Linked DNA regions of Mus musculus: region 2 is linked to region 1. Evidence: chromatin contacts called from ENCODE Hi-C or POLR2A ChIA-PET data. All regions are on one chromosome and are shown on one strand. The core of a region is the stretch at or near the end of the contact, and the rest is flanking DNA. Distances in the headings are between cores, read along the strand shown. Region 1 holds the start of Ankrd37 (ankyrin repeat domain 37). Region 2 holds the start of Cenpu (centromere protein U).

Region 1 (3,577 bases), core at 869-3,368:
TGCAGTGCAGTCTGTTGAGTGGGGAAAGACATGAGAGCTTTTACCTAGTGCTGGACTCCACATATGACAATACAAACCTGGCCAAGCAACAAGTGCCCACTACTGCAACAGGGGCACAACTGTCATGGGGTAACTGCTTTCTGATTGGACTTTAAGCTGGCTCCTCAGGAGAGAATATCATATTTGGTACTGTAATCCTGGTCGAGAGCCCATGGATGGGGAAGTCATAGATAGGTCTTAAGGTAGAAGTCACCATTGTTATTTTTCTAGATGGCTAGGTTTTCAAATAGCTGTGTGTGTGTGTGTGTGTGTGTGTGTGTGTGTGTGTGTGTGTGTCAGGATCAGACTGCAAGTCTCGGGGATTCTCCTATGTTCACCCCCTCCAGCTTTGGAATGACAGGTGCAGGTAGCTGTCCTTGTTTTGTTATTCATGTGGGAGCTGAAGACTGAACTCAGGTTAGTATGCAAATTACATTACAATCTTAGAAATGGTCAAATTATACACATCTGAGAGAACTGTATTAAAATCAGATTATCAGGTTTGATTTGCACCTGTTGTACACACCTATATAACTAGAGTTAAATACAATTTTTTTTTTTTCAGGCACTGAGGAGCCATGAGTGAAAAAAGTTTTAAGAAGCCCTGTTCTAGGGAACAGCCTAAGATTGTGGACCACCACAATGAGCAGTGTGCCTTATTAAAGAATTATATTGGTTAGTGAAAATTAATGGGTGAGAATTTTGTGACTTGTTGGGAAAACTGTGACTATGATAAACTTGCTGTTCTTTAAAACCATACTGGTTCAGATATCTTCTGTTACAACTATTGAAAAAGAATCCTCATTAAAACGGGAAGCCAAATATTTAAATAAAACTTCCTTAGGAGCTAAGATTTACAGGAAGAAGCACAACATAGACTATTTTAAGCGACACGGTCTTCTGTGTCAAGTAAACTCTACATGTTATTTGATGTCTAACCAGCTGTTAATAGTTTCTTACCTCTATGTTTCACCTGCTACCATTAACTTTAACTACAGTCAGAAGTCAACAGGGTTCATGAAAAGGAATTCAAACTTTGCAGTTATTACATTGTCATGAATTTTACCAGTAATGCCATGTTTGTTTTAAAATCTCACCCTAAATTATTGTTTCTTTTGGTCTGCTTCTCAGACTTTACTGACTTCAAGGCTTTGAGTAGTAGTATCCTGGGAAGAGTCCTTTTGTTCCTCAGGCTTATCTGATGCTCTAATTTGGGTTCTGGGTTTTGATGAAGCCCTTCTCATGTCCTAGCGCAGGGGTTCATGCTGTCAGCAGATCACATCACTAACATTAAATCACTTGGCTGCTTTCTTCACGGTAATCTTTTGTTCTTTCCTTTCCGTATTCTTATTATTCCTAATAACCGGAGTGAGGGCCATCCCCTTGGCAAACTCCTTGTATTTACTAGCTATTGCCGGAACCAGGACGGGTTTCGGACCCTCAGGGGACGTGTGACAATGGGTGGCTTATTTCACAGGAATTGCCACCTTGCTCACAAAGGCAACACTGACTGATAGGTAATTCACTGGGTTTGGGAGAGCATCTCCTATGGTAAACCCTCCGTCACAGTCTCATCGACATGCCCTCTAACGCCCCACCGCTGCATCCCCTTCCAAAGCATCCTGCGGCGCGCGCGGCGGCGGAGGACGTGGGGCAGGAGGAAGCACCTTCGGACCAAGCTGGAGGTGGAGGACGCGGGGCCTGCGGGGGTGGATGGGTGTGGGCTACTTCTGCTTCCCTCTTTTCCGGGCTACGTGCGTGCTCTCAGTCACAAAGCCATGCACCGGCGATTGCGGCTTCTCCAGAGGGCTAAAAGGGCTTGACTCCACCCAGCAGTACGTGCCTAGCTCGGCTCGCATCATGGCCGCCGCCAAAGCGCAAAGGCCAGGCCTTCCACCCTCTTCGCCCACCACCTTCACTGCGCACGCGTGCTGCGGCCGCCTGGGCTTCGCTCCCAACAGGGCGGACCCAGGGGGAGGTCGGCCTGGCCAATCAGCTGGCAGGCCGCGCAGCAGGCTCCGCCCCCTCCTCTTTTGCTTGGGGTTCCAGGCTGCACATGTCAGTGTTTGGGTACGTGAGGCCGCAGCGGGGCTGGGGACATCGCGCTGGGCAGAACCAGGCCGTGGGAACGCTCCCAGGCTGGGGAGCGGCGGGGAGGAGCCGCGGCCCTGCAGGTTCCCGAGAGCTTTAAATTCTCCCGAACTGGGGCAGTCCCTTGCATTCTTACCGGCCAGTGTTGCCTCTCTGAACTCCCGGGGACACTTGTCATCTGCTTTAGGTGGGCGATGCTGTTGCTTAGTTGCAACTTGGAGGTGAGACTCTCGCCCCTTTAAGTCCTGCAGGCTAGATCTCCCAGAGGTCTGTGTGTCTTAGGAGCTCTAACAAACGTGACAGTGACAAACTGCTGGGTTACCAAGTCAAACCTTGTCAGATCTTGTTTTCTTTTTTTTTCCGTGGAGGGGTGGATTTTCAGCTCAGAGGGCTCGAGCGGGACAGGACAGTGACAAGCTGTTCTTTTCCTGCAGGAGGATGACCTTAAGAGTTTGCTGGAGACAGGAGCATCAGTGAACGCACCTCCGGATCCCCAGGAGCAGTCGCCTGCTCACCTAGCTGCAGGTGGCGGCCTTGCGTGCTTTCTTCTCTGGCAGCTGCAAACAGGTGCTGACCTCAACCAACAGGTAACTAGGTAACCGATTGTTGCTATGTACAACCCTCTCCTCCACCCAGTGTCTGCACGGACATTTCCTAGATGTCCGTTTCAGTTGGTATAAACAGGCATATAGGAATTTCCAGGAGAAAAATACATACTGCAAGATGGTAACTTGGAACTTTTTAGTATCCACATTAATAAAACAAAAACAAGCCATGGGATTTCTTTTAATAATCTAATCCCAAATACTCTTTCAGTATGTAATTATATCAGCAATGATTTATGTGTATTTTATTTTGCTCTTGTACCACGGTTCCCAATTCAGTGTGTATTTTACTTTTATGGCATAGCTCAGTGAAGTCGAACCACATTTCAAATATATATATATAGCATGTATTTACTGTACTTTTAAAAGTACTTGCTATTGTCCAAGTTCCAGTCAACCAGGAAATAGTATGTGGGAAACATGCCCACCATCAATTCTTCCAGTAGTCTTCATCTTCATTAGAGTGTGACGAAGTTTTTAATTGTAAACCTTTGGCTTCTATAGAACTCTATAGTGTGCTGGCATTCCCTTAATTTTTTAATGTGTGCAAATATGATGGCATGTTTTTATTAATGGAAACTTTGTATTAGCACAGCAAGAGAACTTCATGAAAAATACAATTAGTGGAATAATCCAGTTGTTACAAGGTAGTTTTCACTGGCTCCCTCAAATAGCTGGTATTACTTTGCCCACTGGCTTCTACAGAATGTTAGGGAGACCCTAATGTGCAGTCTTGTCTTACAGGATGTCTTGGGAGAAACTCCACTCCACAAGGCAGCAAAGGTTGGAAGCCTGGACTGCCTGAGCCTCCTTGTGGCCAGTGATGTCCAGATTGGGTGAGT
Region 2 (3,343 bases), core at 149-2,648, 550 kb before region 1:
TTCATGTGGTTGTTGGGAATTGAGCTTTTAGGACCTCTGCTCTGCTCGCTCCGGTCAACTCCACTTGCTCAGTCCCTGCTGGCTCTAGCCCAAAGATTTAGGTATTATTATACACAAGTACATTGTAGCTGTCTTCAGACCCACCAGAATAGGGTGTCAGATCTCATTACGGGTGATTGTGAGCCACCATGTGGTTGCTGGGATTTGAACTCAGGACCTTCAGAAGAGCAGTCAGTGCTTTTACCTGCTGAGCCATCTCACCAGCCCCTCTACCTGTTTCTTGTGTGTGCTCCAAAACCAGAGAAATTCCCTTCTAGCTGTGGGCTGGAGTCCTGGAGCAGTTTCCAAACTCTACAGAAACCTCTTTCTTTCCTAAAGGAAATCTCTACAGTAACCATTTTATATAATCTTTGCTGTATGCATCCGTGTGTTTTAGGAGTGATAATGAACAGATTTCATAAATTCCAAGCCTCAAGATGTTGAAACAACAAAAACCACTGGTTTGGCAGATCAAGTTCTAAGCTCCTTTCCCTTGCTCAAAGGTGGTGGTGGCTCACGCCTTTCATCTCAGCACTTGGGAGGCTGAGGCAGGTGATCTCTAAGTTTATGGCCAGCCTGGTCTACAAGAGTTGAGTTCCAGGACAGCCAGGGCCACACAGAAAAATTCTGTCTCGAAAAACCAAAAAAGGTAAAAGCACAAACCAGCATGCCCTGATAAGCTCCTTTGCCCTTTTTAAATCTTCCTTCCCACTGCTCACCGAATGTGGATTCCCCCACCATCTGTGTCCTGTGGTAGCTACAAGCATCATCTTCCATAGGTAATCCTCCCACGGAAGACTTCCTACGCAGAGGAGACCTTTCTATCCAAATCTCTACCAGGCTTTGGATGCGCGCCAGACACGCCCAGAATATCCTTCGCCAGGAGTTGGTGGCGCTAACCTTTCGGGCCGCTTACTAACTTCTTTTCAGATGCACACCTCTTATATAATGAAAAGATCCATGAAGCACTCTGAATGTCCTTTAGGTATTTAGGCAAGGCCAGCCCAAGCTCTAAACAAGCAGCTGCCTGGTCCCTCGCTAGAGATTTCGTTTGGCTTCCGTGTTTTCTATTACGAAAACAGCTGCGTCTTAGAAATAAAAAGCAATGTCGACAGACCAGAAATGATTACTGTTAAATATTTGCTTGTCACATGAAAGCGACGCTGGTGTCTGAGTTCCCCTACCACACAGCTTGACTCCTGGCTCTAGGATTCGGGGCTGTGGGAATTGAGGCCGGGTCAGCGAGTCTCTGGGACGGGTTGAGCCCATCCTGGGCGGATTTCGGGGCGGCAGCACTTACCCCGGGTTCCCCGAGTATCTCAAACTTCTCCTTGCAGCCATCCTACCGTTCCCAAAGGCAGGGACTCCAAACTCGCGCCTAGCCGGTCTTGCTCTGAACAGCCAATCAGAGCCTAGTCCTCGCTATGCTCCGCCTTTTCCGGGGCGGGGCCAGAGAGCGTCCTGGGCGAGAGCACGATGAAATCCAGGCCTGGAAAACACCCAACAGCGGAGCGGAGTCCAAAGCAACCGGCTTAGCTGCTGCAGGCTGTCTCTCCCGCTCTCGCTCCGTTCCGTAAATTTAGAACTCCCCGGCCTCGTGGGCGGGTAAATGACCCGGAGCTGGTGTGGGTGTGGGTGGACCCGAGCCAGCCGCCAGCGGATCCAAAACTCCAGTGCTTCCGGGCGGGCTGTTAGTTGATGGACTACTGTCAAATCCTTCGCATTGCTAAATGCAGATGCCGCTTTTAGCTCCCTGTAGCAGCTCACTGTTGAACGCGACACGTTATTTGTCCTCCCTTCCAGGTCCTTCGTAAAGCGGGAAGGTCCCTTCTGGATCCATACTCACGATTCTTTTGTTTTTACATTTTTCTTGTGGTACAAAAGAATGAAAAATTGATTTAAAGGGATCAAAGATATAAGAAGTAAAAAAAACGGCCAAACTCAGAAGAAAACTGAATCAAGACGTTGGACTTGGCAATGAATTTTTTTTTAAGATTTATGTGTATCGATGCAAAATGTTATATATTTATTATATATACGCATATGTATGTATATATACACACACACACACGCATATATATATACACATCCGTGGTCCCAGTGGAGGTCAGAGGAGGGCATCAGATACCCTGAAACTGGAGTTACAGATAGTTATGAGGCTGGGAAACTCTGAGGTCTTTGGCAAGAGGCTCCAAATGGCTGAGTCATCTCTCCAGCTCCAACAATGATTTCTTGATTAACCTAAAACACAGTGGTAATGAGAAAGGCCAGAAATGGGGGTGATGGGAGAGATAGATGGTTGTGTAAAAAAGGTGGATGTATTTAAACACTTAAAATGACTGGAATAAAAAGCTGAAATGTCCAATTTTATGTTATAAATTTTATCACAATAAAAATATGAATACAAGCTAGGCAGTGGTGGTGCTTGCCTTTAGTCCTAGAGGCAGAAGCAGGTAGCATGGCCTACAGAGTGAGTTCCAGGACAGCCAGGCCTACACAAAGAAACCCTGTCTCCAACAAAGGGTATTTAACACTGTAAAAATAAAACATAGACACCTATATTACTGAATCAGAACATAAAATGTAACAGTTCTCTCAGACTCTTCCATGAATGGCCCTTTTCACAAACCATACGGTTTTTTTTATTTGTCTTTAGCATTTTTATGCTTTTCAGCCTCGATATGCCTCTGTGTATAATCATTGTATATTTCTATCTCTATAAATAACGTTTGGTAGGTTTTCTGCAAGTATCCTAACCAAAGCCATAATTTTTAAAGTGTCCACATCTGCATGCAGCTGTAGTTCATTCATGCTGCCTTTGGAATTCATTAAGTAACTATTTGCATCGCTTTTATTCCTCTGTGCTATGGGTACATCAATGTTTTCTATTTACTATTCCCGACAGCACATCACCAGGAATTCTTACGCACATCTTCCAGGGCACTTGTCTGTGAGTATCTAGGGTCAGTAGAGATACCATGTAAGATGTAGTCGTGGTCAGCTTTGCATGACACCAGGTTTTGTACATTGTTTTGTGAACTGTAGACTGTTTTCTTTACCCCTCCCTCCACTCTGCCTACTCAGTAAGTTCTAAAGAGTTTCACATCTCCTGTCTACTGAGATGAAACGCTTGTGTTTATGACGTGCGTTTCCCTCAAGGTTATTTCTGTTTCCTCGTCATCGAAAGGTGTGCGTCCTCAATTACCCAGAAACCATCTGGATGACTGCCAGAGGAGGGCAGATCACCTTGTGGGTATTGCAGGAAGTTCCTCATGGATGGGTAGAAACGGGCTTCCTGGAAGCA

What was found. Hi-C counts contacts between places; a loop is a spot of excess contacts on that map. ChIA-PET counts read pairs that join two places held with the same protein, here RNA polymerase II (POLR2A).
Region 2: a loop to region 1 is called in a map of T-helper 17 cell, with 3 times the contacts of the local background. The contact joins the promoter of Cenpu here to the promoter of Ankrd37 in region 1. A Hi-C loop is called at or near these places in 1 of 37 maps with a recorded cell type or tissue (T-helper 17 cell). POLR2A ChIA-PET finds 5 or more read pairs at or near these places in 1 of 5 experiments (Patski).

What each region holds. Positions count from the first base shown.
Region 1 is chr8:45,998,391-46,001,967 of GRCm38, reverse strand. It overlaps Ankrd37 (ankyrin repeat domain 37), which reads left to right and starts at 2,118. Exons shown (of 5, transcript NM_001039562.1): 1 at 2,118-2,351; 2 at 2,565-2,717; 3 at 3,480-3,571. The coding sequence starts at 2,325.
Region 2 is chr8:46,550,124-46,553,466 of GRCm38, reverse strand. It overlaps Cenpu (centromere protein U), which reads right to left and starts at 1,398. Exons shown (of 13, transcript NM_027973.4): 1 at 1,340-1,398. The coding sequence starts at 1,380.